Regions from separate parts of the Homo sapiens genome. Here region 2 is linked to region 1. A link is a loop called in an ENCODE intact Hi-C map of the cell type or tissue named here. Cell type or tissue: GM12878. All regions are shown on one strand. Links, peaks and the distances in the headings refer to the core of each region. The heading gives the core; the rest is flanking DNA. Region 1 overlaps ATXN1 (ataxin 1). Region 2 overlaps ATXN1 (ataxin 1).

What was found. Hi-C counts contacts between places; a loop is a spot of excess contacts. Peaks named below come from ENCODE experiments on the same cell type or tissue, not always from the same donor. Only the 100,000 strongest peaks of a DNase experiment are listed, where the experiment ranks them.
Region 2: it touches region 1 in a loop (2.0-fold over the local background); 4 of 110 quality-filtered maps call a loop at or near these places.

What each region holds. Positions count from the first base shown.
Region 1 is chr6:16,627,255-16,643,294 of GRCh38, reverse strand. The region is part of intron 3 of ATXN1 (ataxin 1); the gene reads left to right. Among named protein-coding and RNA genes, the nearest start is that of ATXN1-AS1, 130 kb to the left of the region's middle. RefSeq lists an enhancer at 6,918-7,087. In GM12878, for the core only: no CTCF peak of the experiment used is centred there; a DNase peak (open chromatin) is centred at 7,014; H3K4me3 peaks cover 1,089 bases; H3K27ac peaks cover 1,201 bases.
Region 2 is chr6:16,681,568-16,697,607 of GRCh38, reverse strand. All of the region lies in intron 2 of ATXN1 (ataxin 1), which reads left to right. Among named protein-coding and RNA genes, the nearest start is that of ATXN1-AS1, 72 kb to the left of the region's middle. In GM12878, for the core only: no CTCF peak of the experiment used is centred there; a DNase peak (open chromatin) is centred at 6,879; H3K4me3 peaks cover 470 bases; H3K27ac peaks cover 1,328 bases.

The sequences.
Region 1 (16,040 bases), core at 3,007-11,006:
CAGGCATAGCTCAGAGATATTGTGTCTTTTTTTTTTTTTTTTGAGTTGGGAGTCTTGCTTTGTTGCCAGGCTGGAGTGCAGTGGCACGATCTCTGCTCACTGCAAGCTCCGCCTCCTGGGTTCAAGCCTCCCAAGTAGCTGGGACTATAGGTGCCTGCCACCATGCCCAGCTAATTTTTGTATTTTTAGTAGAGATGGGGTTTCACCATATTGGTGAGGCTGGTCTCGAACTCCTGACCCCAGGTGATCCACCCACCTCAGCCTCCCAAAGTGCTGGGATTACAGGCATGAGCCACTGTGCCTGGACACTCAGAGATATTTTGGGTTCACTTATAGACCACAGCAGTAAAGCAAGTATTGCAATACAGCAAATCACACAAATTTTTTGGTTTTCCAGTGCATATAAGTTATGTTTACACCATACTATAGTCTATTAATTATCCAATAACATTTTGTCTAAACAAAAGTACATACCTTAATTTTAAAATGCTTTATTGCTAAAAACTGTTAACGATCATCTTCATTGAACCATAATCGTTTTGTTGGTAAAGGGTCTTTACGTTGATGGCTGCTGACTGATTTAGGGAGGTGGTTGCTGAAAGCTGGGGTGGCGGTGGCAATTTCTTAAAATTAGACAACAATGACGTTTGCCACATTTATTGACTCTTCCTTTCATGAAAGATTTCTCTGTAGTATGCACCATTGTTTGAGAGCATTTTACCCATAGTAGAACTTTCAAAGTTAGAGTCAGTCCTCTCAAACCTGTCACTGCATCAATTAAGTTTATGTAATATTTCAAATCCTTTGTTGTCATTTTAACAGTGTTCACAGTATCTTCATCAGGAGTAGATTACATCTCATGAAACCACTGGTTTTTTTGTTTGTTTGTTTGTTTGTTTTGAGACGGAGTCTCGTTCTGTCACCCAGGCTGGAGTGCAGTGGCGCGATCTCGGCTCACTGCAACCTCCACCTCCCAGGTTCAAACAATTCTCCTGCCTCAGCCTCCTGAGTAGCTGGGACTACAGGTGCGCACCACCACGCTGGGCTAATTTTTTGTATTTTTAGTAGAGATGGGTTTCACAATGTTAGCTGTGTTAGCCAGGATGGCCTCTATCTCCGGACCTTGTGATTCCCCTGCCTCGGCCTCCCAAAGTGCTGAGATTACAAGCGTGAGCCACTGTGCCCGGCCATGAAACCACTTTCTTTGCTCCTCCATAGAGGCAACTCCTCATCTGCTGAAGTTTGATCATGAGATTGCAGCAATCAATTCAGTCACATTTTCAGGCTCCATTTCTAATTCTGGTTCTCTTGCTGTTTCCACCTCATCTGCAGTTCCTTCCTCCACCGAAGTCTTGAAACCCTCAAGTCATCCATGGGGGTTGGAATCAACTTCTTCCAAACTGATGTTCATGTTGATATTTTGACCTCTTCCCATGAATCAAATGTTCTTAATGACATCTACAATGGTGAATCCTTTCCAGGAGGTTTTCAATTTACTTTTCCCAGATCCATCAGAGGAATTACTTTCTGTGGCAATGATAGCCTTACAGAATGTATTTCTTAAATAAGAAGACTTGAAAATAAAAATTACTCCTTGATCCATGGGTTGCAGAATGGGTGTTGTGTTAGCAGGCGTGAAAACGACATGAATCTCCTTGTATATTTCCATCAGAGCTCTTAGATGAGTGACGAAGTGCATTGTCAATAAGCAGTAATATTTTGAAAGGAATCTTTTTCTGAGCAATTAAGTCTCAACAGTGGGCTTAAAGTATTTAGTAACCCAATGTGCTTTCATCCAGGCTTTGTTGTTCCATTTCTATAGCACTGGCAGAGTAGATTCAGCATAATTATTAGGGCTCTAGGATTTTTGGAATGGTAAATGAGCATTGGCTTCAACTAAAGTCACTAGCTGCATTTGCCCGTAACAAGAGAGTCAGCCTCTCCTTTGAAGCTTTGTAGTCAAGCATTGACTTCTCCTCTCTAGCTATGAAAGTCTTAAATGGCATTTTCTTCCAATAGAAGGCTGCTTTGCCTACGTTGAAAAATCTGTAGTCACCTTCATCAATGATCTTAGTTAAATTTTCTGGATAACCTGCTGCAGCTTCTACATCAGCATTTGGAGAAGATTTCTTTCCTTAAATCTCACGAACCAACTTCTGCTAGCTTCAAACTTTTCTTCTCCAAGTTCCTCACCTCTCTCAGCCTTCATAGAAGTGAAGAGAGTTAGGGCCTTGATCTGGATTAGGCTTTGGCTTAAGGGAATGTATGGCTGGTTTGCTTTTCTATTCAGACCACTCTAACTTTGTCCATATCAGCAACAAGGCTGTTTCACTTTCTTACCATTGATGAGTTCACTGGAGTAGCACTTTTAATTTTCTTCAAGAACTTTTCCTTAGCATTCACAGCTTGGCTAACCCTTCAGTCACAAGAAGCCTGGCTTTTGACATATGTCAGCTTTCAACATGCCTTCCTCGCTAAGCTTAATCATTTCTAGTTTTCTTATTTAAATTGAGAGGTATGTGACTCACTCTTCCTTTCACTTGAATGCTTAGCGGCTATTTTAGGGTTATTAATTGGCCTAATTTCAATATTCTTTTTTTTTTTTCTTTTTTGAGACAGAGTCTCGCTCTGTCACCCAGGCTTGAGTGCAGTGGCACGATCTCTGCTTACTGCAAGCTCCGCCTCCCGGGTTCACGCCATTCTCCTGCCTCAGCCTCCCGAATAGCTGAGACTACAGGCACCCGCCACTACGTCCGGCTAACTTTTTGTATTTTTAGTAGAGATTGAGTTTCACCATGTTAGCCAGGATGGTCTTGATCTCCTGAACTCGTGATCTGCCCACCTTGGCCTCCCAAAGTGCTGGGATTACAGGCGTGAGCCCCCGTGCCTGGCCAACTTCAATATTCTTGTGTCTGAGGAAACAAGGAGGCCCGAGAGGAGGGAGAGAGAACAGCCAGTCTTTGTAGCAGTCAGAACACACATGACATTTACTGATTAAGTTCATTACCTTATATGGGGTGTGTGGTTCATGGTGAACAAAACAATTATAATAGTAACGTCAAAGAGCACTGATCTCAGATCACCATAACAGATATAACAGCGCAAAAGTTTGAAATACTGTATTACCGAAATGTGGCAGAGGCTCAACATGAGCACATGCTGTTGGAGAGGTGATGCTGGTGGAGTTGCTTGACACGGGGTTGCCACAGAACTTCAATTTGAAAAAAAAATGCAGTATCTGCAAAGGACAACAAAGTGAAATGCAATAAAATGAGATGCGCCTGTTGCATCTTTCAACTGATGTGTCCTTTCTTTTCATTAAAAAAAAATAACGTTCTGTCCATCTGCCTCTGTCCAACAACAGGCAGTCACATGTGATGCCTACTGTTGGAGAATTGGTGAATCATAGGCCTCCACTTCTGGTGCTATTACTCAGAGAAGAAGTATTTCTTTCTGCATAGAAGGAAACATTGTAATTTTACTGCAGCAATGAAATTGTAGTAGAGGTGAACATAATTCTTCTATTTACATCTTTAATGAGCCACAATTAAAAGTAGTGAGTTGGCATGTCAGAGTGAATGTGTTATTTTCAGATTTCTGTTAGAACAATGGCTGCTGCTGGTTGAAGCTGCACTTCCCTGGCCCCTTGGAGCTCCAAAAGCCTTAAGAAAGAAACCCAGGGGCCGGGCGCAATGGCTCAGGCCTGTAATCCCAGCACCTTGGGAAGCTGAGGCAGGCGAATCACCTGAGGTTGGGAGTTCAAGAACCAGCCTGACCAACATGGAGAAACCCCATCTCTACTAAAAATACAAAATTAGCCGGGTGTGGTGGGGCATGCCTGTAATCCCAGCTACTTAGGCGGCTGAGGCAGGAGAATCGCTTGAACCTAGGAGGTGGAGGTTGCGGTGAGCCTGTGTCTGGAGTTGGTTCCTTCCGATAGGTTTGTGGTCTTGCTGACTTCAAGAATGGAGCCACGGACCTTCACAGTGAGTGTTACAGCTCTTAAAGATGGTAGGGACCCAAAGAGCGAGCAGTAGCAAGATTTATTGTGAGGAGCGAAAGAACAAACCTTCCACAGCGTGGAAGGGGACCCGAGCGGGTTGTCTCTGCTGGCTGGCGTGGCCAGCTTTTATTCCCTTATTTGTCCCTGCCCATGTCCTGCTGATTGGTCCATTCTACAGAGCACTGATTGGTCCATTTTACAGAGTGCTGATTGGTCCATTTTACAAACCTCAAGCTAGCTACAGAGCGCTGATTGGTGTGTTTTTACAGAGCACTCATTGGTGCATTTTACAATCCCCTTGTAAGACAGAAAAGTTCTCCAAGTCCCCACTCGACCCAAGAAGTCCAGCTGGCTTCACCTCTCAATACCACTTCTGCATTTAATTATAGCCACCGACTAGCTGCACTATGATATTAATCTGGGCTACTTGCTTAGGAACCTGCAGATGGGTTTCCATAAGCTAGACATTGCTGCCTGATAAATGACTGTGGGATACAGGTTTTCCTGATGAGGTAGTAAAGCCACATATTGGAATTCATTTAACAGCTCGACAACATAATTTGTAAACATTTCTATTTAGTCACGTGTACTCAGCAAAAATGTATACTAAAGTGTTTACCATATACTTGGCATTGAAGGGAATTATAATGAAATATGTTGATCTTGGTCATTTATAGGTGTTCCCACCACTGTGATGTGTGCATGCATTGTGGGCCAGGAGGTTTTATCTGGAAGCTAGTGACACTTCAGCGTCAAGGCGTCTCGCTCCTGCAGGCCCTTTGTAAGACCCTGTACCTAATTTTATGTTGATAATTTTGTGCAGTTTTTTTTTTTTTTTTTTTTTTTGAGGCAGCGTCTAGCTCTGTCATCCAGGCTGGATTGCAGTGTTGTGATCTTGGCTCACTGCAGCCTCAACCTCCCAGGCTCAAGTGATCCTCCCACCTGAGCCTTCTGAGTAGCTGTGAGCAGATACATATGCCACCATGCTCAGCTAATTTTTGTATTTTTTTGTAGAGATGGGGGTCTCACTATGTTGCCCAGTTTTGTCTTGAACTCCTGGGCTCAAGCGATCCTCCACTTCAGCCTCCCAAAGTTCTGGGATTACAGGCGTGAGTGACCATGGCTGGCCTTTGAGATCTTTTCTTAAAGACCCTAACACCCCATACACACTCCTCTACCCCTTGACTAGTTTTATAAACTGCAGACCTCACAGACTGGATCCACCCCTGATTATGAATATGTTTAAACTGTGCATATGTATGCATTAATTAAAACATATTTATTTCTCTTTCATACTAGTATGTGAAATTCCAAAAAATCTGCTAGCCCACAAATTAGGAAAATTAAAGGGCTATGCCTACCTCTGCCAGCTGTTTCCAAGGAAATTTATATCTTGGACATTTGGCAGATAATAATATCATGTTTGACTGATAGTGATCATGTCCTAAATTTCCCAAACTGATGAGTCACAATCGTGATTCACATATTTCTGGGAATCGCCCCCCAACAACTTGCGATTTGCCTGGCGTAGCTGTAGTATATCAGAGTTTTTTAGGTGTTTAGCAGAACTGAACTATATAGCTTCTTGTCCCATGCCAATTCAAGAAAATTAATTTAATAGCTATTTTATGAAACATTTTTTCCTAACTCGACATGGATATTTTAAGGTGATTTTCCCTGCTAAGAATTCACTTGTTATAGGTGACTCTAATTGGAGAAACAGCTGTTGACTTCTAGTGTGCTCAATTAGTTTCTTTCTTCCTTTTTCTTTTTTTATTTTATTTTATTTATTTTTTATTATACTTTAAGTTCTAGGGTACATGTGCACAATGTGCAGGTTTGTTACATATGTATACATGTATCATGTTGGTGTGCTGCACCCATTAACTCATCATTTACATTAGGTATATCTCCTAAAGCTTTCCCTCCCCCCTCCCCCCACTCCATGACAGGCCCCGGTGTGCGATGTTCCCCTTCCTGTGACCAAGTGTTCTCATTGTTCAATTCCCACCTATGAGTGAGAACATGCGGTGTTTGGTTTTTTGTCCTTGCGATAATTTGCTGAGAATGATGGTTTCCAGCTTCATCCATGTCCCAACAAAGGACATGAACTCATCCTTTTTTATGGCTACATAGTATTCCATGGTGTATATGTGCCACATTTTCTTAATCCAGTCTATCATTGATGGACATTTGGGTTGGTTCCAAGTCTTTGCTATTGTGAATAGTGCCGCAATAAACATACGTGCGCATGTGCCTTTATAGCAGCATGATTTATAATCCTTTGGGTATATCCCCAGTAATGGGATGGCTGGGTCAAATGGTATTTCTAGTTCTAGATCCTTGAGGAATCGCCACACTGTCTTCCACAATGGTTGAACTAGTTTGCAGGCCCACCAACAGTGTAAAAGTGTTCCTATTTCTCCACTTTCTTCCTTTTTCAAAGAGTTCCTTTATTATTCCCAGGCCGTCGTTAGGTGTAAAAGCTAATTTAGTTTAGATTATTTTTTAAAGTGCACCTGGCATTCAAGCTATGACATTTCCTGTTGAAACAGCACTGCTATGACCTGGGAAGAAAAGATCCCAAGAAAATATAACTGAGGAATCAAATATTTGTCTGTATAAAAGGTTTCATATTAATTCATGATACCATTTATTAGTCACTTACCTTTTATGTTAGTAGCCATAAGGAGGTGTGATGGCATAGACTATTCAGGGCGAATGACAGTTGTCATGGGCAGAAGGTGCCCATGCATCAGGCAGAGCAGGGTGACCACAAAGTGGGGAGTGGCCAAATATACTTTGTCCTACTCAAGACATGAGGGCCTGTCCCAGTGGCTTGCTTGAGAACAAAGCTCATCCTGATGACTCAGCAGCCACAGTGAAGGGCTGCCTGGGGGCTGGGGGAGAAACAAGTAGGCAGATGAGGTCCAGTTGGAAACTAAATTGCTTTGGGAGGAGGAGAGTGGTCACACAATGTAGGTTTCAGTTCCGGCTGCACTGCTAATTTTGTAACCTTGGGAAAGTTACCAACCTCTCTGGAATCTCAGTTTCCTCCCCTATGAAGAAGAAAGCAGTAGCCCAGATCATCCTTGGAGGTTCCTTCCCTTCAGCTGTGACATTTTGCATTTGAAAGAGTAAGAGAAGTCACAGGACCATGGGAAAGGAAAACAGAAATGATGTAAGGGAGGCAGGTCATGGGGAGGGTGGTCAGGAACACAGGTTGGAAGTGCCCGTGGTGTCAATTCAGGTGTTCGGTGATCTCCACGGGCGAGTGACTTTTATTGGGAGAACTGTGCACTGCCTGAGGTTAGGGTTGTGCTCTGGGGAAACCGGAACCTTGAAAACACCTTGTAGGGAGCCGCGTTTCCCTTGCACGGACTGTGCTGCCTGTGCTTCCCCAGCACAGTGGGCGTCGTCGCTTTGTGTTTGTGCTGGCTGCTGTGCGGGGTTGCCTGCCTCCCCAGCCCACACCTGCTCAGCCTTCCTCCACTCATGTTTTCAGGATGCTTTTGGATGCTTCTGGCTACAGTGGATTTTCCTTCTCCTTCTGAAGCCCTTTTGAAATTATTTCTCTGCAGATTCAGACATATTTATTTATCTGGTCAATGTCCTGCCTAAAGAATCAGATAACGACTGTGTTTTTGCCTGAACTCACACATATGAATGAGCTTTTGTAAGCGGCAGCAGCAGTGTAGGTTTAGTTGGAGCTGTCTGAGCCCTTGTCAGGTTGCTACTTAGTTGTTTAGTTAGCTCTCGTTGAACTTCTGTCACATCCTCAGTTTCTGGGCAGTGTGTAAGAAGAGCTCCTTCTCTCTAGACCAGTGGTCCCTAACCTTTTTGGCACCAGGGACTGGTTTCATGGAAGACAGTTTTTCCACAGACTAGGGTGGAGCGGGGGATGGTTTTGGGATGATTCAAATGCATTTATATTCATTGTGCACTTTATTTATATTATTATGTTGTAATATATAATGAAATAATTATGCAACTCACCATAATGTAGAATCAGTGAGATCCTTGAGCTTGTTTTCCTGCAACAAAACGGTCCCATCTAGGGGTGATGGGAGACAGTGACAGATCATCAGGCATTAGATTCTCATAAAGAGGGTGCAACCTACATCCCTCACATGTGCAGTTCACAATAGGGTTCACGCTCCTATGAGAATCTCATGCCGTTGCTGACCTGACAGGAGGCAGAGCTCAGGTGGTAATTTGAACAATGGGGAGTGGCTGTAAATACAGATGAAGCTTTGCTCATTCGCCTACTGCTCACCTCCTGTTGTGCAGGAGGTCTGTAGCCCAGGGGTTGGGAACCCCTGCTCTAGAGCTTAATAATCAACTGGTGGAGACCAGTGCAATTGTAAACAAAAGTGACAAAACGATAGTAATAATGCCAATGGTAATGAAAGCTACAGACATTTTCAGAGTGCTGTGTCTCCAAGTACTGAGCTGAGCACTCTGCACTCATGAAATATGTATCCTCCTCACACACACACACGCAAAATAAATGTTTAATGGAATATTGATCAGGAAAAAAACAACCAGTAAGCAAAGTATTAATACATGCTACAACATAGATGAACCTCAAAACATCATGTGAATTGAGAGACCACATACTTCAATTTCATTTATATGAAAGGTCCAGAATAGACAAATCCATAGAGACAGAAGTTAGTTTGGGGGTTGCAGAGGCCGGAGGTGGGAGAGGAATGCAGAGTGACTGCTAATGTACACAGGGTTTCTTTTTTGGAGAAGAAAATCTAAAATTAGATTGTGATGTTGGTTTTACAAAACAGTGACTATACTAAAAAACATTTGAGTTATACACTTGAGTTATATGTAAATTAAATCTTAATAAAGCTGTTTTTTTAAAAATAAATGTTTAATTCTCAGAAACAACCCTATGAGGTAGGGAGTATTATCCTCCTACAGATGAGAAAACCGAGGCCCAGAAAAGAGGAGAACCTGCTCAAGATTACATATAAGGCATATGTAGGATTAACTTTTTCATTACAGAGAAATCCATGGTAGTGCTTGCTAAGTAAATGCTAAATCTATTGATTGCATGGATGCCAGAACTAGATGGGGTTAGTTTAGATGGATTAAGGGAGGAAGTGGTTTAAACTGTGTTTTCTAAGAAGAAAGAGTAGTGATTGTATAAAGAAGACAAAAGGGCATTTCAAGCTGGAGATAATTGCTTGTGAGAGTTAAACATCAAGAAACCAGACATCTAATAGGTTTGTTCAACTGGAGTGAAGAATAGCCTTTCATATGACAGGTAGGTAATCAGAAGCAAGTGAATTTAGAGTTATATTGTTAGCTGTAGTGCGGGCTTGCTGTAATTAGTAGCAGGCCGACACCTTGTAACATCTCTCTGGAGTGTAAAGACATATTTCTAACAGAAATGTGTTAGTCTGCAAAGCAAATAAGGTGCAAGCGTAAATGTCCTTTTTCCTTGGACTGTCTTTACCGAATGACATGAGCTTCACACCCTTGCCTTGAGCTGTCACTATCATTGCTTCACTTTCTATTAATTAGCTCGGAGCCTTGGTTCTATAGTCAACTTGAAACTGCTCTGGACATATTTGCTCTAATCCTCCTGGACAACCTGTGAGATGTGCCTTTTCCTACACTTCTGCCTTGCCCTGGCAGCCACATGACACACTCTCGCAAGGCAGGAACCTCAGGGAGGGGAGGTGGCGGTGTCTGTTGGCAAGTACTCAGCTCCCTTTGAGGCTGCAGATAGTAGGCATTGGTTAAGAGTTTAAACTTGGGCAAGAACTGGAAGCAAATTGGGAGGACCTGGAATTGTGGGTGCTTGGGGAAAAACATTACAATGAGGACTCATATGGGTCGTGTGGTCATGTTTGTTTCAAGGGCTTTCCCTTCCAAAACTGGAAAAGAAAACTGATAAAACAAACATTGGGTGGCATTTTTTTCTAGGCTTGTCAATGGGTGACTTGTTTGCCGAATTAATTAAATAATTAATTAATTACCTTGTTTATAATCTTCCTTGTTTTGAAAAGATTTATGGCAGTGCCTTAAATCTGTAAATCTACCCAACAAGAGAATCTTATGAAGTAAACAAGTTAACAGGTGAAACATGCCTCCTTTTAAATGTTTCTTTATAACAAAATGACCATATATCAATAACAGACTGTAACAATGCGTAGCAAATGTATTTATGTTTCTCATCTATTTTCCACTTTCAAAAATGTGCTTTTCCCTTAAACTCCAAATTGTCTTAACAATTTCACATTTTCATTTCTTTCTTTTCTTTTTTTTTTTTTTGAGGCGGAGTTTTGCTCTTGTTGCCCAGGCTAGAGAGCAATGACGTGATCTTGGCTCACTGCAACCTCCACCTCCCAGGTTCAAGCGATTCTCCTGTCTCAGCCTCCCAAGTAGCTGGGATTACAGGCGCATGCCACCACACCCGGCTAATTTTTTTGTGTTATTAGTAGCGACGAGGTCTCGAACTCCAGACCTCAGGTGATCCATTCACCTCTGCCTCCTAAAGTGCTGGGACTACAGATGTGAGCCTGGCCCAATTTCACATTTTCTAGGTTCTGTAGAGGTTCATGTTTGTGGCATGGTAATTCTTGTTTTTTGCATTTTTTTTTTCTTAACCCCCCTCCTGGCTTTTGGAGCACTATAAACTTAGCACTGGTGGGGCCACATCTTGACAGCGAGACCCTTACAGCCCCCAACCCCGCATCCCAGTGGGGCTTCATGATCTGGCCCTGCTGTGCTGGTGGCATGGCCCCCTCGGGGCTTAAGTGATTCTGGGTCATTGACAAGAATCTTGCCTGTGTGAATTCAAATCAAAACTTTGGAGAGCAAAGATTCAGTGTTTTCCTTCTGCCTAACAATCTCATGGAAAGCACAGTGGTACCTAGCATTTAGCTCATGTGTTCATTTAGCAGGCTCTAAGTCATCTTGTCACATGTCATCCTCATGTCAGCTCTGTGTGGTGTTGTCGACCCACGAGCAAACGTTGCAAGGTCCCCTTTAGGGTGACAAGGCTGATTCAGGATGTGTCTCACTGCCCCAGGAAGGATGCCTCTAACATGCGGAACATGGTGCCAGTGGCTGAGGGGATTAGTTGGGGAAGAAGAGTGAATAGGGAAAGGAGGTTGTTACATGATCCACCCCTCACTGGCCAGAGAGGAAAAGGAAGGCATCTCATTAAGAGCATTAGCTGTAGCCTCTCATTTAAACCTCCTCACTACCCCATGAAGTAAGCATTATTGCTTTTGTTTTACAGGTGGTGTGAGACAAAAGTGAAGGAATGAGACTAATTAATAATAAGAATCCATGCCCCACCATAGCTACGATGCAGTGGAGCATGGATTCTAAACCAGCTCTAACATCACATGCCCTATTTTCGAGCACTAGTGGCTTATTTCTGAGCTCTTCTCTTCCTCTTTCCTGTTGATGCTTGAGTTTTAGTTATATCATGGCAAATTGAAAAATTCTTCAAAAAACATACAGAGGAAATAAAGTGGTGGGATCTGAAACAAAACTCTTATTGATTAGCCATTCTAATGAAGATTTGTGGCTGAGATGGGAGTTTTGCAATCACCTTGGGATTTCAGAACCCTGCTTTTAATAATTAGAACTAAAGAAGGGAGAGTCCTATAGAAGTGTGGGTCATAAAACCAAGGATGTGAATGAGGAGTGGCAAGACAGGTATCCTGGAGACTTTATTTCAGTGAGACTTCTGGGGCAGAGTTGGGACTGATGGGGGACAAGTCAGCTTTGGAATGATACAGAATTTTTGGCTGTGACACCTGTGTGATTTTAGTGCTTTGCACCATATCAAGAGCTGAGCAGAGTGTGGCACCAATATTCAAGGGACTCAAGGGGCAAATATAGGTGTCAGTGAGTGAAAGCAGATAGCGAGATTTGCAATGCAGTGTCCAGGAGTGTCCATCTTTCTAGACCCATTTCTACTTATAAGATCACTGCATACCCTGTGAAACATTATATTCATGAAGCCACAGAGTTTGAGCCACTGTGTTTACGCTGCAAGTGGAAGGAGAGTGGGCATGGAGTCAGAAAGACTCAAGTTCAAATCCAGCCTCCATAATTTATCGTCTTTAAGACCCTGGGAAAGTTGACCTAAGCCTCTGTTTTCTCAGCTTTAAAACATGAATAATAATCCTGCCTCACAGGACTGCTGCACATACGGCAGTCAGCGCAGTGCCAGGCACACACGAGTGTCTTATTAGTTATTATTATTATCAACAAAGAGCATAGGTGATCCTTCTTATCATGATTATAAAAACTGTGGCTTACCAATGAAAGGGTCCTTCATAAGCCAACAAAGAGACATCCCTGAAATTTTCACTATAGCAGAAATGCAAATTATTACTGGGTACATTTCTGGCAGACACATGAGCCATTTACATAATGAAACCTCTCTAATATTATTTCTATTAATAGCAATACTTCTGAGTATCAATCTGACCATTTTGTATTTAGAATCATTCTCTCTGTGAACAGATTCCTTTTATTGCCATGTCGTCTTAATATCTTCTGACAAGTATCATTATCTCTTTGCTGCATATTCTAATGTTTATGATTGCATGAGTTTTAAAGTGTTCATTTACTACCTGAGAACCTCCATTTTAATAATGCATTGCTTTAATGTTGGTGTTTGGGAGGTAAGGTTGTTGCTTATTTTCTCAGATGCCGATTCACAGTTGAGCAGATGATGACTTGCAGGAGGCTCTCTTGACCTGTCATGCTCTGATATCATCAATGCATTGGAGTGGTCACTTCTGTTAGCTTTTCCTCCATGAATCCCCTGTTGATCAGCCCACTAAGTGACTCAGCATATGTCTGTGCACACCTTTGGACCACATTATCATCCACTCACTTAGGCCCTTGAATTTTTTTATGGGTATGTGGGCTATATTGCTAAGTGATAAGGCTGGTTCTGTAAATGGACCTCGCAACTTCAGCATAACAACGGTATGGCTAGTGTCCTCCTCTAGGAGGGACTCCCCTTGAGGGCAGATACAGGTTTTTCCTGTTTGCCTCAAGAGAGTCATACAATGCAGAAGTGCCCAAGTGAATGTTGGGTGAATCAGTGAGTGTAAGAGGGCACCCAAGGGAATGCCCACAGTTGGAAGGAAGTTGCCTGAGAGGAGGAGTCCTCAGACCCATTCTAGCTTTGTGATTCTGCCCGTACAGACATGATTTATATGACAGGAAAAACATGGCAGGCCCTTGGGAAGCATTTTCATCTTAACCTTTATAATATCTAATAAATGGGCAAGATGTTAAAAAAAATTGCCCTTTCCAGAAGAAGGTTATACAGACTCTAAGAAGGCAACATTAAGAAATTTTTGAATTTTTTTTTTTTTGAGATGGAGTTTTGCTTTTGTTGCCCAGGCTGGAGTGCAGTGGTGTGATCTCGGCTCACTGCAACCTCTGCCTCCTGGGTTCAAGCGATTCTCCTGCCTCAGCCTCCCAAGTAGCTGGGATTACAGGCGCACACCACCACGTCCAGCTAGTTTTTTGTATTTTTAGTAGAGACAGGGTTTCATCATGTTGGCCAGGATGGTCTCGAACTCCTGACCTCAGGGGATCCACCCACTTCAGCCTCCCAAAGTGCAGGGATTACAGGCATGAGCCACCTTGCCTGGCCGAAATATATATATTTTTAAAAAGGTTATTTTCATCCCAGCACTTTGAAAGGCCAAGGTGGGCAGATCACAAAGTCAGGAGTTAGAGACCAGCCTTGCAAACATGGTGAAACCCCATCTCTACTAAAAAATACAAAAACAATTAGCTGGGCTGGTGGCGAGTGCCTGTAATCCCAGCTACGCGGGAGGCTGAGGCAGGAGAATTGCTTGAACCTGGGAGGCGAAGGTTGCAGTGAGCCGAGATTGCACCACTATGCTCCAGCCTGGGTGACAGAGCATGACTCTGCCTCAGGGGGAGGCGGGGAGAAGGTTACTTTCAACCCCATGAAAAAGTGAGCAAAGGACATGAACAGACACTTTTCAAAAGAAGACATATGGCCAATAAGAATATGAAAAGCAGCTCAATATCGCTGGTCATTAGAGCAACGCAAATCAAAAGCACAATGAGATACTATCTCATACCAGTCAGAATGGCTGTTGTTAAAAAGTCAAAAAATAACCAGTTGGATGCTGATGAGGTTGCGGAGAAAGGGAACACTTATACACTGTTGGTGAGTGTACAAATTAGTTCAGCCATTGTGGAAGGCAGTGTGGCAATTCTGCAAAGAGCTAAAAGCAGAACTACCATTCGACCCAGCAATCCCATTACTGGGTATCTACCCAGAGGAATATAAATCATTCTACCATAAATTTAGACACATGCACGCAAATGTTCATTGCAGCACTATTCACAGTAGCAAAGACACAGAATCAACCTAAATGCCCATCAATGACAGATTGGACAAAAAAAATGTGGTACATATTACCATGGAATACTATGCAGCCATAAAAAAGGAATGAGATCATGTCTTTTGCAGGAGTATGGAAGGAGCTGGAGGCCATTATCCTTAGCAAACTATCACAGGAACAAAAAACTAAATACTGCATGTTCTCACTTACAAGTGGGAGCTAAATGATGAGAACTCATGGACACAAAGAAGGGAACAGCAGACACTGGGTCCTACTTGAGGGTAGAGGGTGGAGGAGGAAGAGGAGCAGAAAAAACAATTATTGGGTACTAGGCTTAGTATCTGGGTGACGAAACCATCTGTACAACAAACCCCCATGGCATGAGTTTATCTATTTAATAAACCTGCACATGTACCCCTGAACCTAAAATAAAAGCTTAAGAAATAGGTTATTTTAAAGACTATCCTAATGCATTTGTTTGTGTGTGAAATATGGTTTTGCTAATTAGTATTCTTTATTGCCAGTAAAAGTAACTCACTAGAGGGAGCTTCTAAGAAACGGGGATTTTGATGAGGGCACGTGGATATCCCATGGATTTTAGGGACGGGCACGGCTGGGCCTTGGGGAAACAAAACAAAACAAACAAATAAACCAAAAATCAAAACCAAAAATTCACATTGAATTTGGAGTTTGGGTCATATTGTATGAACAGGACTGCTTCCACCTGCATTAATAGGCAAATTCCAGAATACTGGGTGCTGAATGAACAGTCCAGTATGGATCTGTACGGAGGCTGTACCAAGGATTGGTGTCTGTTTATTTTTATTTGTGCTGCTATTGAAGATTTTCTAATCATTAGTGCTAATATTGCAGGAGAAAATAATTAATGAAGGTGTCTACTGTTCTATTGTAGTAATTTCTGTTTGCAGGGCTCATTAACATCTTTGATCAGAATGAGCAGCTCTTTTCTGGTTGGAATAGATGAAAATTATACAATGTATGGAGCCATTCTTCACCTTGTCCTTGTTTCTTCTTCATGTTGCTTCGACTTATTGCTCACAAGTTGACCTCCCCCTTAGAGCTGGGGTGGTCCAGCAGGGCTGCGTTGTGATGTGTATTCCTTTTGTGATAGGAGACTTGCTGAGAGAGGATCCTGTTTTTTTGTTTGTTTGTTTGCTTTGAGATGGAGTCTTGCTCTGCCACCCAGGCTGGAGTGCAGTGGCATGATCTCAGCTCACTGCAGCCTCTGCCTCCCAGGTTCAAGCGATTCTCCTGCCTCAGCCTCCCGAGTAGCTAGTATGACAGGCGTGAGCCACCACACCCGGCTAATGTTTGTATTTTTAGTAGAGATGGGATTTCACCATGTTGGCCAGGCAGGTCTCAAACTCCTGACCTCGTGACCCGCCCACCTCGGCCTCCCAAAGTGCTGGGATTACAAGTGTGAGCCACCGCGCCTGGCCGAGGACCCTGTCTTTAATGGGATGTTGGGTGATATGTATGAAATGGTTCAAGAAGCAGATGGGAAGTGTTTGGGAGGCCTACTGCCAGTGGCTCAGTGTAGCCAGGGAAAAACAGACACACCTCTGTGCCATCTCTCACATCTTAGAAGGTAACATTGAGTTTGCTGCATAGAACCATACAGTTCTAGGTCA
Region 2 (16,040 bases), core at 2,987-10,986, 54 kb before region 1:
GGTGGGGGAGGGGCGGGTGGAACTATGGGGAAACAGCATAGGAAAAAAAAGATCTTTAGAAAAGGAAAAAGTTAGCCTTAGCTCTTCAGAGAGCACTGGGTGGGAAAAAGGATTTAAGTGGAAAGAAGAAAAGCCCTAGAGATTTTTGTACCAAAAAAAAAAGAGTGCTGTTAAAAAGATGAATCAACAGCTATATTCTAAATGGCGTCTCCTTAACTGGGATTTGAAGGGAAGAGAAGGCCTGAGTAGAGTCTTAGACAAGTCCAAGGGTAAAAAAGCAAACAGATAGTTGAAGAAGTGGAAATTATAAGTTTGGTGGCAAAAACTTACTTGTAATTAGAATTTTTGTGTCCTTAATACTTGTTGTTATGCTGATATGATAATATGCTAATAATATGCTAAGGAATTTTCCCAATTCATAATCTAAAGCAAAATTAACTAATATATGTTCTGTTATGGAAATTCACCTAAATTGCACCAGCAGGTGTATTCATCCCGCTAATACTAACACTCTGTTACTAGCTCCACTGTGGCGTTTCCACTGTAACGTGGTGGTGTTGGTGCTACTCATTGTGACAGTGTGGTGTCCCAAAGAGTGAGCAAGCCTCGCCAACGCTTCCTTAAAACTCTTACTGATGGAACTACCATGTTTATATAGCAAGAATATTAGAGAAAGAAGAGTCGAGAAAGGATTCCACAACACACATCTAGTCTTTTCCTCTCTTAGCTTTTAGGGTCAACACTACCTTTCTCTTGGAAATGAGAAGGGGAGAAAACCTTTTCCACTATTCTGAAAAGAGGGTTTTAAAAATTCTCTCAGGTCGCCTAAGCTGGAGGGGCTTTATGACAGCACTAACCAGTAGGTCAAAAAGGAAATTTATTTTTTCCCATCATAGGTTCCTCTCTACACAGAGAATGCAAAACCGTAATTCTTAAGAGTTCCTCAATGATTATTCACTTTTGTTCTTACTTCCATATTTCTCTAGTAAAGATTTAAATATTTAATTTTGTAGACTCCTGAAATAACTGCTTCCAGATAGTATATTTACTCAGAATATTATTTAAATGCATTAATGCTGACATTGTTAGAAAGGGGAGAAAACTCAACATTTTCCGGCAGAAATCATTGTAAAATGTATTATAAAATTTCCTCCCTTCCTAAGTAGAGTGCTACTATATAGTGAATATAATTTAACTTTTTTTCTTGGAGACTTATTGTCATTTCTGTGAAGTTATTACCTCGACATAGTAGCGTCCTGATGCCTCAAAAGCTCATAATTCTTCTCGATGCCACAGCCTCTGTCCTATCTACTTGTCTTGGTTGTCATGTCTTCAATCTCCTTTCATATTTGCCTATATCTGTAAACTTAAGAGAAACCAGATAATCAATCTGATAAAATCACTAAGCTGAATCATATACATTAATTCTCATTCCTAGCTCTCTCCACCTAGCCAGTGTGGCCTGAGGCATTCATAGCCATGTTCTGAGTGGTGAAGGCTAAGAGAGCCCAGGAGAGCTGTCCAGGGTTAAATAAGACATTAATATATAAAGTAAGGACTGTCGGTATACGTGATATTTATATGTTATCATATTACATTTTATTTATTTATTTATTCATTTATTTATTTGTATATATAGAGAGAGAAACAGAGTCTCACTCTGTTGCCCAGGCCAGAGGGTAGTGGTGCCATCATAGCTCACTGTAGTGTCGAACTCCTGGGCTCCAGTGATCCTCCCGCCTCAGCCTGCTGAGTAGCTAGGACTACAGACTTGTGCGACCACACTTATTTTTTGTTTTTAATTTATTTTTTGTAAAGACAGGGTCTCATTCCATTGCCCAGGCTGCATTTTTAAGTTTAGTAACTGCCCAAATGGACATTGGGTAAAATAAAAATAAATACAGTCACTTCTCTTCTTAAATCATTCACCTCTCAAGATGAAGGTACTAATAGGACATTTTCTAGAACTTCAGTGTTAACCACAGCAAGGAGGAAAGACAGGCCTGTTAGATGTAGACTAAGAACTTCAGAAGCTGTCTCCGTCCTAGGCTGGGCCCAGGGCTCTAGAATTGTCCCACACACCTGGTGGGCTTGCTTGGGTACTTGGGTGGTACCTGGGAGATGATGACCTGTTCATCTTCAGCTTCTGTTATTCCAGGAAACAGAGGTAGTCATCTGGATACTACAGGTTTGCCAGCTCTGCTACTTCTGCTTCTACTGCAGGAGGAGGAGCTATGGAATTTTTATGCATGCATCAAAACACTGACTTGGCTCATAAGACTGCTTAAAAGACAGAGTGATAAATTACGCCTTGTTTCTCATGAAACAGATTTTTCCCAAAAGTAGAAATACTAATTTATAATGTATCCTTTTCAGAAAGATTGTAAGTCTAAGTTTCTCAGAGAAACAGTGTATGTGATGGCAGGACCCCAGTAAAGTCCAAAATATCCCATAATGGCCTTAGGACCATGCCCATCATAGTCTCCATAGAGCCATGGTCCCCAAGAGCCATGGTGCCCAAGAGCCACCACTTCAGTGGGTGGTAGGTGGTTGTGAAGAATGGTCACTGTGGTTCACAGAATAACAGTGACAATTGTGAATAGAAGCCAGTCATTACCTAACTGATAAAATGAGTGAGGCTAGCAAAGGGCCTGACAGGAAGTGAAATCACTTACTGAAGTGGTGGTAGAGTACGCAACCAAGAACTAAGAACAGGAGGGAAGTTAACCCTAGGGAGAGTTCGACTCCACTTGAGGAGGAACATTCTGGCAATCAGGACTGTCTAAAAATGGAACAAGCTGATTGATTTAGCAGTGAAACCTCTGTCACTGGAGATGTTCAAACAGAGGTAGTAGGACCCTCTTATCAGGAATTCTCCAGAGAGGAGATGTGAGTTGGATAGAAGGTTATTGTAGACGACCACTTGTTTCTCTCTCAGCTCTGAAATGTAGTCCTTAAGGCTGACGTGTGTTTCCCAGTTTCTAATCGGAAAAGATAACATAATCTACAGTGTTGAAATAATTTAAACAAAGTAAATAACTGTGCTTTTACAACCATAATACGGTTTAGCCTTTCATTATTTTGTTACGTTCCTCATTAACATAGACATAATTTCTTTTAAAGAAGGGACAATTGTGACGAGCCTGGGCAACATGGTGAAACCCCACCTCCACTAAAATACAAAAAATTAGCTGGGCGTGGTGGCACACACCTGTAATCCCAGCTACTTGGGAGGCTGAGGCAGGAGAGTTGCTAGAACCAGGAGGCGGCGGAGCTTGCAGTGAGCCAAGATCACACCACTGCACTCCAGCCTGGCGACAGAGCGAGACTCCGTCTCTTAAAAAAAAAAAAAAAAGAAAAAAAAAAAAGAAGTGACAAAACTTACCCAGTAAACTAAATGTTAATTTCCTCTTCTCAGGAGCATAATACTAACTTACTCCTCTGTTTTTATATTTTTGAGTACTGATAATCGGATAGTGATATATTTGTGTTATTTTTTGTTCAAACAATTGAATTCATTCTTAGCAAGAACAAAAGTCTATTTGAAACATGTAGGCATCTTAGGTAGATTAAATTTTTCATTGTTTCAAGTTTTGACTTTTGTATTTCTGCACATTAGTGATCCTTGAAGATTAGGCAAGGCCAAGTTCTTTTGACTTTTATAATTAGTGTGTCGGAATCCCAGTTTTTCCTACCCTAGGGTGGACTGTATTTTTTACAATTAACTCTGTGAAGGGTGACTGGGGGTGGACTGGTGAGGAGAGGCTTCCAGTTACCAGAGAGCCTGTGACTTACTCTCTGTGCTTTTCCTAGGTCACCAATTTTCAAAGAATTTGAGTATAATTAAATACACTTCATAATAAACTAGGCTGAACATAATTTAATCTTTCCCTGAAGGTACTTCAGAGTCTTGGAGTGCTTTAGGGCCATGATGAGCATCAATTATGTTCTCACGGTGGGTGTGCAGAAGGAGGTAGTTAATAGAGTTCTGTTTGATCAAGTCCTGGGTGACTGGACATGTGTTCTGTTATGATTAGCAGTTCAGTGTCCAGGTTTTGGAACTGATGCTTAGTATTAAATTCTCAGGCAGGAGAGAATGGAATAGAGATTGACCTCTTTGGCTTTGAGAGGCTGAAAGTTGATGACGATAATTCACATGTACATGGTATATATAGCACTTTTTAGCTTCCAAAGCCCTTTCACATACCTTGTCTTCCATTGCTTGTTTCTTGTGATGTTCTGGAAAGGAAGCAAGGCCGCTGGTATCCCATTTTTACAGATGAGGACAGTGGAGCTCAGGAAGCTTGAGGGACTTGCCTAAGCTCATACAGTAGATCAATGGCGGAGACCACTGGACTTCAAATTCAGTGCTCTTTTTAGTATTTCAAAGGATACTAAACATTTGCTCACATCTCTGATGTTCTTTGTGCTGTATGTGTAGTAACTCATTTAATCCTCACAGTGGCCCTGTTAGTAGGTAGATATCAGTTCTTCTGGTACTATTACGATTCTCATCTTCAGAGCTGAGGCCACTGAGAGGCACAGAGAAGTTAGGGCATGCACTAGTGAGTGGCGGAGCTGAAATCTGAACTTAGAGCTTTGGCTCCAGAGCCCATGCACTCCACCATTATGCTACATGGCTACTCAGTGTACAGATACACTGAGCTTAAGTAGAGGAGAAAGCTTATCTATCCATATCTTCCCATCTGCAAAGACCTCTGCCTGTATGGGAGGTCTGGGCTCGTTCTGACTAAGGTTTTGAACCCAGATCTGCCAATTTGAGATCTTGGGCCCATTACTTAGCCTGAGCTTCAGTTTCCACATCTCTAAAGTGAAAATATAGAACATGGAATGTACCTGTAAGAACACAATGGAATACAGGTAAAGTGCCCAGCACACTGCTTATTCCTTAGCCTTCATGTTTTAGAAAGTGGTTGCTATTGTTTTTGTTGTTGGTGGTGGCGGTAGTGGTCTTCTTCTTATTATTATTTATATATTTACAATGGCCAAAATTATATGAAATGTTTTCCAAAAATTAGGTATTTGTACCCTTCATATGAATGTGTGTGTTAATTGGGTATAATTGTCTTTCTTGAGTCTTTAAAATAGACAAATCTTTTGATTACATTTGTTAATATTATTGTACCTACCTATATCTGACTTGACTTACAATTTTACTTCATTAAATACATAGCAAGTCATCTGAGAACCCAAAGTAATCATACAGATTACTTGCCATATAGTTAATTTGTGACTGTGATATGGCTGCTAAGGTAGAGGTTTGAATTTAAAAGCACAAAGAAAAATGTTTACTTCAATGGTTACAAATAGATTAATCATATAAAGTACATATTTGCAGAGTCTCGCTCAGTCGCCCAGGCTGGAGTGCAGTGGCATGATCTCGGCTCACTGCAACCTCCGCCTCCCAGGTTCAAGCAATTCTACTGTCTCAGCCTCCTGAGTAGCTGGGACTACAGGTGCGTGCCACCACGCCCGGTGTATTTTTAGTAGAGATGAGGTTTCACCATATTGGCCAGGCTGGTCTCGAACTCCTGATGTCAGGTGATCTGCCCGCCTCGGCCTCCCAAAGTGCTGGGATTACAGGCTTGAGCCACCACACCCGGCCTATTCTAAGGCTTGTTCTAAGGCTCACAGATGGCACCTTCTCTGTGTATCCTCACATGGTGGAAGAGGCAAAGCAGTTCCTGGGGGAGTTCTTTGATAAAGGTGCTAATTCCATTCAAGAGGGCACCTCCCAAGGGCTCCACTCCCTAATACTATCACGTGGGGAGTTAGGATTCGACATGTGAATTTTGGAGGCACACAGACATTCAGGCCAAGGCATAAACAGTGACCACTTTTGTTCTGTCTGTCCACACACTGCCTAGAGCTTCCATTTATTTCAACTACATTTGCTTTTTTCTTATTTATCTGTTCAGAGTATCTTCTCAGTGGCTATTTATTTACCACCCTTTAACATGTTTTCTTGACATTGTACTTCAGCCTGTATATGCTTTGCAACTCAGGAACTATGCTGGCTTAACTAATAGTACCTACTTAACAGGTGAAACTGACAGTAACAGCTTAATAGGTGCTTTCCATTTTTAACATACCTCAGCTTTTTATAAATACAAAAAACTCTCAATCTTTTAATGTGGTTTTAAATTTTAAACAGGTCTTCTTTCATTTTCCTTTACAGAAAACTGTAATACTGCATATGCATTTTCAAACTATGCATATTTCTTCTTCATTCCATGTGGAAGTTTTTATTCAGCCTTTCAGTAAATTTTACTTAGCTTGTCCCATGGATGCCGTAGGTGTAAGGAATATGATAGTGAACAAGACAGACAGAGCTCCTCCCCTCAGGGAGCTTTGCCATGATACACGATGATGACAATGATAAAAGGAGCAAATAATGATTTGGGACCTGATTCCAAAGGGATATTTCTGCGACACTTACAATGAAATTCCAACCTGGCACCATCTTTTTCACTGCAGAATGCATGAAGGTGGTTGCATCATGTCATTTCGACATGCATTTAAATGTAATGAAAGGCACAAGTAGTGATTGCAAACACTACAATAAGTTGCTTGTTGACTCTCTTACTGTCTTCCTTCTTATCTCCCTTTCTTCCTTTGTCTCATTCTCAGTTTTCAGAGCTTAGTCATTATTTCGTAATCCTCTCCTAAAATGAAATCTGGGGCTCTAAGGACAGGAGGCACAGGTTGTGTTTGAACAGCATCATCGTGCTTTATGAAGGGGATTGGAGGGGAGATTCTGCCCCACAGTATGGTCAGGTCTCGCTCCAGGCAGCACTGACTACATTGGTGCTGGTTGGGTAACTGTGGCTCGGCAGGTCACTCTCCCTCTTTCCACCTCCGTTTTCTCATTATTAGTAGAAGTCGAAATAGCATGGTTTTCTAAGGCCTCTGCCAATCTACAATTCTGTGATTCATATGTTCCTAAACACTTGAGTTACTTTTTCTCAATAAATGGAAATATATTTTCCAATGAGGCTGGAAATACATTTTCCAATTATCCTCTCCCCTGGTTTATAACATATCATCAATGTGTTGGGACTTCTAACACTGCTTCTGCTGTAAGCCCATCAAGAGGTTAATTACCTTTGAAGAATGAGGAACTGCTGGAAAAGAACTGTAAAACCTTCAAGAGAACTTTGGAGTTAATCCCTCTGGTAATAGGAATCAATGTCACTCACACATCTAGTTGCCAGTGGAGGAGGAATAACAGCACTGGGCCAAGTAGACTTGAAGGAAGGCAGGTTGCTGATAGAGTGGAGAGCTGAAGATTCTGAATCAAGCTCATCATGACTCTCTTCCTCCTCTTTGAGGCTACCCAATCAGAGCAAAAACAGTATTTTAAAAAACCTCAACTGGATGAGCCTGATGCAGTGGTGTGCTCATGCAGTCCCAGCCAAAGGGTCACTTGAGCAGAGGAGTTCAAGGCCAACTTGGGCAACATAGTGAGACCCCGTCTCTAAGACAAATAATAAACATCAAAATTAAAATTAAAAAAAACCCAACCCAGTGTTCCCTTCAGAATCCTGAGTGGTTTGTTTCATCTTCCTCTATTCTGGCTTGTGTCATCTTCCTCTCTTGTAATGGATAAAAACTCCAAATGAAGACAAAAATGAGGAATTTGTCAAAAAAATTGAATTGCCAACAAAAGCCATCTTTGGTTGATCAAACGGTACAGACGTTTCAGTTAGACAAGAGGGCTAAGTTTCTGAGACCCATTGTACAGGATTATTAATATTATTCATTTTTAGCCCTCATAATAAGGTATTATAAATGTCAAGATTGCTAAAAGAATACGTTTTTAAATGTCTTCATTATAAAAAATAAGTATGTGAGGTGATGGACATATTAATCAGCTTAATATAATCATTTTATAGTATATGTAGCTATATCAAAACATCACATTATAACCCATAACTACATGCAATTATTATTTGTCAATTAAAAATACAAATCTAGGCCAAGGTGGGAGGATCCCTTGAGCCCAGGAGTTTGACAGCAGCTTGGGCAACATAGGGAGACTCCATCTCTACAAAAAAAAAAAAAAGAAAAAAAAAAGAAAAAAAAAGGAAGGAAAAAAAAGAAAAAATTGACTGGGTGTGGTGGCTCTTGCCTGTAGTCTCAGCTGCTCGGGAGCTGAGGTGGGAGGATCCCATGGGCCCAGGAGTTTGTGGCTGTAGTGAGCTATGATCATGCCACTGCGCTCTAGCCTGAGCAAGAGAGTGATACCCTGTCTCAAAAGTAAAAACTTACAACAATATAAAAAATAAAAATTTAAATTATAAAAAGCCATCTTCTTTCCCACTCCTTCCCATTTTGATACAACAGTCCCAGACCCCAGACTTGCTTTCCTCATGAGTCATGCAGACTCAAGTATTGCAGTTCCAAAACACTGCCTGACTCACCAGCTCCATCCAAAAGAGTATGTATTGTCTTCATATGCCAGATAGGAAATTCCTGCTGCATATAGGAAAAGCAGTGTGTTTAAATACATGGACACACACACACATACACACACACAGAGTACACATATACACATCTGCATATACACGTACACATATGCGCACATATTCATACTATATATGTACATACACATGCAATACACATGTATACACACCACACACACACATACACACACATGCATCTCCAAGTCTATTTCCATGCTTTTTTTCAGTAAAGCACCTAGACAAAGGAGAGAGATGTCTAATCAGGTTTTGGTGGTTGTCAGGGATATCATAAATGAGAATCTCAAGTTACTAAACTTGATTTCACAAAATAGTTTATTGGTAGTTTTAGAATGGCATTGCATTTTAGGCAGCCCCAATTGTAAATAAGTGAGCCGGGTAAAAGCAGATTGGATGTCACCCAGAATATTTTCTGGAAAGGGGACATACACAAAATTCTCTCTTTGCACAATTACCCTGTTTTGGGTTTGCAATATTATGTTGAGCAAGGCTGGCTATTTTCCACCAACAGGATGTTACAGCTTGTCAAAAGTTATTCAACCTATAGTGTTAAGCAGGTACTTCATCATTACTGAATTTGGTTGATGCTCTATGGAGAAAGCCAAAGTTAGGAGTTTTGTCTGTCATTGAGGTAGAGACCCTCAACTAGGGAAGCTTTGAACTGTTCATCCAGCTGGTATTCTGTACCACCTTGCCTCTGGAGTTGAGCTTAGAACCCTACTTCCATTTTTTCTGTCACTTCAGGGCTGTTTCAACTATTGTTTCTTCATTTACTTATATCAAGTGTGTTTTCTCAATTCATAAGCATGGGAGACCCCAAGAGACAGATATCGCATTAGTCCTTTTTTGTTTGTTTAGCAGGAAGGTTTTTAAGTAAAGCTCCTAAATGATATGTCTCATTCTCATGGAAATTCATCAATATTGTTTTACTGTCTCCTATCTGGTTACTTTTTATTTTAGGTAACCACTGTGATACAATATACACAAGTCCCTGGATCATGAAAATAAATTGAAGAGCTAATGTTAATAGTAAGTTCTCAACCAGGGGTTATGCTGGAACCCAGGATACATAACCCACAGGAGGGCCCTCCGTGAACTCAGTTTTCATGGAATTGTCCCATACCTTCACAGGTAGAAGCATGGCTATGTTAAAAGTGGCCAATGAAAGTATAGTTTCTTTATGCCTTATACTTTGTTTGGTGAGGATTTCTGCCAGAGGTGTTTGTTTCCTTTAGTTTTCTGGTTGCTATGATTTTATACAGCTTTGGTGACCTCTATGAGTACCAGATAAAGTTAGGTATGATAAAGGCACAAAAAGACCGTAGAAGCCATTTGTATTCTAAATATAAATATACAGACTAAATTTGTATGCATTTGTGTCTTCATTCTTCACGGTGCTGTATCCTCCGTGTGTGTGTGTGTGTGTGTGTGTGTGTGTGTGTGTGTATTTCTTCTTTGATTCCAGGCTGCTTATACGAAAATGCTGATTCATAGTGTCACTGTCTTTTCTTTTTCCTGCGAAATTCTAAATCCGTTTCTAAACTTTTTCTACAACTCTGAGTTTAATCTCTCTAAAGTTTTTTTTTTTCCCTCTTGCGGACACAAGGCACTTTGCTTTGTTTATGCTAATAAATGTCAGACTAGCCCCCAAAAATTAGAAGAAATGCCAGTAATTTCAAAGGGCTCTTGAGCATGATTTTTTTTCCTGTTTCTTAATACATTGTACTTTTCAGAGTTTAAGTTTAGGTGCATGTAGGTGGTATTAGAAGATTCTTAGATTTTATTGGTAGCATCCAGACAATCTTGTCATCACCCGATATATATCACCTCTATGTGGTAGACCCTTGTGGAAATTTTCTCATCACGAAAGTCGAAAGTTTAATTTTGGAGAGGAAGAGGTTTTTCAGATACATTAAATAGGTTTTGCTACAATAAGGTGAGATGGTACTTTCAATTGAGCATTTCTCATATACTAGCAAGCAGACAGCTTGGCCTCCTGGTTGTAATTACATGCCAATGGCTTGGTGCTTTTTATTTTAGAAGTTGAGTTCATCCTGAATTCTCTGAGCATATGGAGTAGTGCACTCTGATTGTTCCCATTAAGATTGTAATTCCATCCAAGGCTTATAGTGTCATTGTAAACACTAGATGGAATTACAGCCCCATGCACATTTTGGAAGACTGCATTATTCATTGAAATACTTTATAAAGTTAAATAATTTTGTAAATATGCTCCAAGTTCATGGGACTTAGATAGAAACATAATCCTGGCCACAAAGGAGGTTCTCAGTAAATATTTCTTGTTTATTTGATGGACTTTCCTTATATCTTTAAATAAACTGTATTTTTAAAAAGTGTAGAGAGGTTATACTTAAATATTTGTAGGACTTTAAAAGATCTTGCCTTGAAATGCTCTTACGGTTTCTTGCTTTTCATTGATGGAAAAATTGACTTCCCATATGAATATGTTATTTAATCTTTTCTGTTTCTAGCCTAGAGAGAAATACTGAGTAGCTCGAGTGGTCAAGAATCTTTATTTTAGGGACATCCGCATGTCCTAAGTAATTCCCTTCTATATAAATATCTCTTTTCGGCATAATGTGTTGCATGCCTTCAAGGTGGACCACTATGAGGTGAATAATTACACAACGGGAAGCCTGGCTGTCTCGTGGAATATTGGATGGATGGCTTTCTTATTGGTCTTAATTAGGACAGTGTTGTTAAGATAATTCACTAATTCACAGTGCGTTATCAGATTTGAAATGACCTCTTTTTTTTATACTACTTCGGAAGTGTATGTATACCTTTTAGGAAAGACCTGGAAGGATAAGTTGTATATTTTAGTATCTGATATGGTTTTAAAATTTAAGACTCTGTGTTATGTATGTTTTGGGATGACTATAAATAATCTGTGTAACAAGGTATTACCAAAAACCTTATTGCCTTTGCCACCATGCACTGCAAAATATAGTATCAGGAAGCGAAAAGACAATGCATTTTGAGTAATTTTTAGAATTTGCATTTTTGTGAATTGACATGTATGTATGGAGGACTTTTCAAAAAAAACAGAACTTTTCATTAAGAATATTCGGTATTAAGATATTGTTTTAAATGTCAGATATTTTTAAAATATATGAAACCATATTAATCACGTATTACTTATACTTTTTGTCCCTGGAAATATTCCATTTTTAAGAACAGAGATAACAAATAAATATACCAGTAAAGCTAAAGTCAGTGCTTTCTGCTCTTAAAATAATTTATTGAACGATAAAATGAATGTCTTTGCTTTGTGAAATTATATTTTTGTTTAGGACTTGATAATGCTTAGAGAACATTTTAGTTTTTACAGTTTAAAGAATGAATAATGACTGGTTCCTCTGCTCCCTGATTTGTTTCCATGTAGATAGTACTTCATTTTTATTACCTGTAAACATGTGTTAGCTTTATCAATTAGGCTCAATTGAATGAAGCATAACCCCCTGAAAGGCCTTGCCAGTAAAATAATAATAGTAATAATAATATTCTTTTCTTCAGATTCTAGCAGGGAGTACTGCTGGCTTTTATGTAAGAAGTCAACTTTAAAAGTGTTTTTGTGTGCGTGTGGTGTGGGTGCAGCAGCAATATTGTGTATTCCTTTCAAATCAAGATGCCTCATAGTCTGTGGGCGGGGGAACTCCCTAAGATGCCCTCACTAGTTACTCATTCATTTGTTCCTCCCCAGAAAGGGAAAACCCAATGCTCCACACTCCACTTATTCTGAATAATGGGGGCGGGGAGGTGGTGGCGTGAGGATGTCAGTGTCATTGGGCAAAAGCCTTCATTTTTAAAGTTTAGCAAAATGCAGTTTTATTGCTTTATGATCAGTGTGTATTACAAGCTAATATACAAATGGCATTAGTGATCAAAGTGGGATACTGATGTGGCAAAAATTTACAATACACTTAACAGATTGACCTGACATAACAGTGAAAGCATTTGAATTCCTTCCCACATAGTAAGTAACAAGTAATTTCTGGAGCCAGAAGTGGGAGGGTGTGTGTGTATGTGTGTGTGCATGTACGTATGTGTGTGTGTGTGTGTTGTCTGTAGAAGTTAACAAATATGTTAGTTCATTGACCATTTCTTTCGTTGTCCTAAAGAAAATTTCACTCACTTGTGCTTCTGATTTGTTTCCCGTGAAGTCTCTTATCACTCTTAGAACATGAAGGCGAATTAATGAAGAATCCTTAATTCTTCAAAAAAAAAAAACCAGCCCTAATTTAAGAAAGGAGACATTTAACTTGCTAATAAGATCCTAAAATTTTATAGGTTATATAATACATTCAAGGAAATTGAATTATATATTCATTAAGAATACATTATCTCTATTAGCAGAGAGTAAATGATTGAGGTTTTACTGAACGCTAAATGCTCAGAAAGTAAATGCAAAGACCATCACTGGTTGAGCACGCTGGGAACTGGGTGGAAGTCTTAGGCCTGTCATTAACTGTTGTGCGGCCTTTGGCAAATAACCGAAGTTCTCTGAGCCTTAGGAAAATGAGGAAGTTGGGTTATATAAGTGGTTTTCAAATGTGGCTTCAGAAAACCCTGGAGAGCCACTGCACTCCAGCCTGGGCGACAGAGTGAGACAGGCCTCTGTGGAATTAGCCAAGGGTTTGGGTAAGGGGTGGGGCTGAGACCTGAGAATCTTTATGTTACAACAGCTATTAGGCAATGTCAGTTCACAGGACCACTAAATCAAACAATCCTTCAGACCACTTCCGACTCTCAAGTTTCAATAAGTCCCTAGAAAACATCATCCTTGGTCCACAGGAAGCAATCCAATAAGGAACTTGGTCTCCCATAAAGAATCCAATAAAGAAAACTTTAAAATGAGAGGAGGGTTATGGATTTGATCATCTCCAAGGACCCCTGTCAAGCAAGTCTAAGATCTTTCCAAAGGAGATCTGAGAAATATGTCTGTATCCCAAGAAGGTTTGACAATAGTCCCTGAAGTTTGGGGGATGACTTCTAGATATCCCTGTGCCTTCAAGCGTGATCATGGGCTGGATTTGTTGGCCCCATGGTCTGCCTCTGAGTCACAGACAAATGATGAAAAAAAGAACAATTTTCTGTCAGCATGCCAGACCAAGGGAGGGGCCAGGAGAAGAACCGTGAACCATGAACTGTGCCACTGCTGGAGGCACTGACAGCTCCTTGGCACCAGATGTGTGACCTCAACCCCTGCAGCTTGGGCACAGATAATATCTCAGGGCAGGGGATGAGGAATAGAGGAAGAAGGGAAAGTTGCAGGGATCCTGGAGTGTTAATACCCATGGTGGCGGCAGAGCAATTTGCCAGGAAGAAAACTCTCTGGTTAACCCTCCGGCACTAGTTGCCAAGCATGTTTGTACTAGAATGGAGTTCAAAGTTACAAACAGAGCACTGTCTGTTTTTAAGGACTCATATGAAAGGTTTGCTTGTCCTAAGCCTGAATCCAAGAGTCTGTCTGTCATAAACACTTTCAGGTAGCCCAAAAATCCCTTCAATGTGATCTCCAGAATAGGGGAAGACAAAGGACTCAGGTCTTCAGCTGTCTGATGAGGAGTGAGAAATTTTTCTAATGAACATCTCTGGCTTATGGATATTAAGGAGAGTTCAGTGTCAAAAGTTTCTGCAGCGTAGTTAACAGAGGTGGAAAGTTGAAATAACCTTAAAGGCACTGAAGCTGAGAAACTGCCCTCTTTATCCTAACAGCCACAGTTAGTTTTGGAACACTGTCCATGGAGAAGCTCAGGGCTGTCAATTTAGAAAGCAGCTGTGTGCTGGCCCATTGGGCACCATCTTTCTCTCATAGGTTGTTCTAGTCCAAGGTGAAGAAAGCTACATTTTGCTCTAAGCTAGACTGACATATGGACTTCTAGATTTGAACCCTAAACACAGGAGGAAGTGATTGATTGTATTACAAAAAGAATCTTCTTTGGTAAATAACTATTTTTTTTTTTAATGGCCAGATGGGAGAAAGCAAAAGATGCCTTTTCGTGGTGTTTTGGAAACCTAGATCTCATCAACTCCCTGGTTGGTTTTGGCGGTCAAGGCTTTTTATGCCAGAGCAACTGTGAGCCAGGTTTCTGAGGTTCTTCCTGACCCATGTTGGTAGCCTCTTAAAAATAACTGTCATTCCAAGTTCAGCTAAAATATATAACTCAACAAATAAATACATATAAAGCATATGAATAGAAGCGGGAAAGTGAGGATTAACAGACTGGAGAGTAAGAGTCTTGCCATGTAAAATACTATAAAACACTCTTAGGAAGTCTCTTGCTTATGTTATTACTTGTACAGTAAATGTGGAGACCTGGATCTCTTCCTCATGGTCCCTTATTTCTTGTTTTCCTGCTGGGAGGTTTCAAGTAGCTGATCCCTTGCACATGTACTTTAAAACTTCAATTATATTTGTCACTGGCTTATCATGGGCAATGTATGTGAATGTGACTAAGGGTCCTGATAAATTAAATGCCACTTTTACATGTTCCTTTCTTTTTCTTCTATTAGTGTTCTTTAGGACTTTGAATGGGAAATCCTCAAACATGTAAGTCTATGTGGCTTCAGAAAACCCCAGAGAGGCCAGGCGCGGTGGCTCACACCTGTAATCCCAGCACTTTGGGAGGCCGAGGCGGACAGATCACCTGAGGTCAGGAGTTCGAGACAAGCCTGGCCATCATGGTGAAACTGCATCTTTACTAAAAATACAAAAATTAGCTGGGTGTGGTGGTGCACACCTGTAATCCCAGCTACTTGGGAGGCTGAGGCACGAGAATCACTTGAACCTGGGAGGTGGAGGTTGCAGTGAGCTGAGATTGCATCACTGCACTCCAGCCTGGGTGACAGAGTGAGACTCCATCTCAAAAAAAAAAAGTTCTCCCCAGTGGCCTCTACTGAATTATCCAAGTGCTTGGGTAGGGGGTGATGCTGAGGCCTGGGAATCTTTAATAAGAAAGAAGAAGGGAAATTCCTTATGTTGGACCCAACATTGAGTGTGTTCAGATACAGATGTTGGCAGGTATGGGGGCATTCGGAAGGAGAACAGCGGCTAACCAAGCTAACTGAGACTGAGTTCAAGATTCGCTTCTGGTTCAGGGGGACTTTCGTTTTCAGGCTCTAATACATTCAGAAGAGCAAATATTGGTACTTTAATCATGCATCTTTTCCCCCTCAAGTTCTGTATCTGCCACGTGTATATTTTATTTGGCATTTAAATGCACAGTTCTTATAATTGCTGATAAATAGTCTCCATTGCACATTTTGCTGGCACTGTGGCCTCACTGTAAATGCTCTCTGTATGTTCTTGGGAAGTTGCATAATGGCAGTTACTCTAGTTTACTGTGCAATATGCTCAGTGACTAATGGCCTAATCATGACTTGAAAAATATATAAACAGTTCAACAGAAGCAGTTGATTCACTGAGCTCTTTCATCCAGACAAGGGTGAGCTAATGGGAATAAAAAAGACGGAGGTGTGCAGCAGCGTCTTTGATGTATTGAAGTTAGAGCA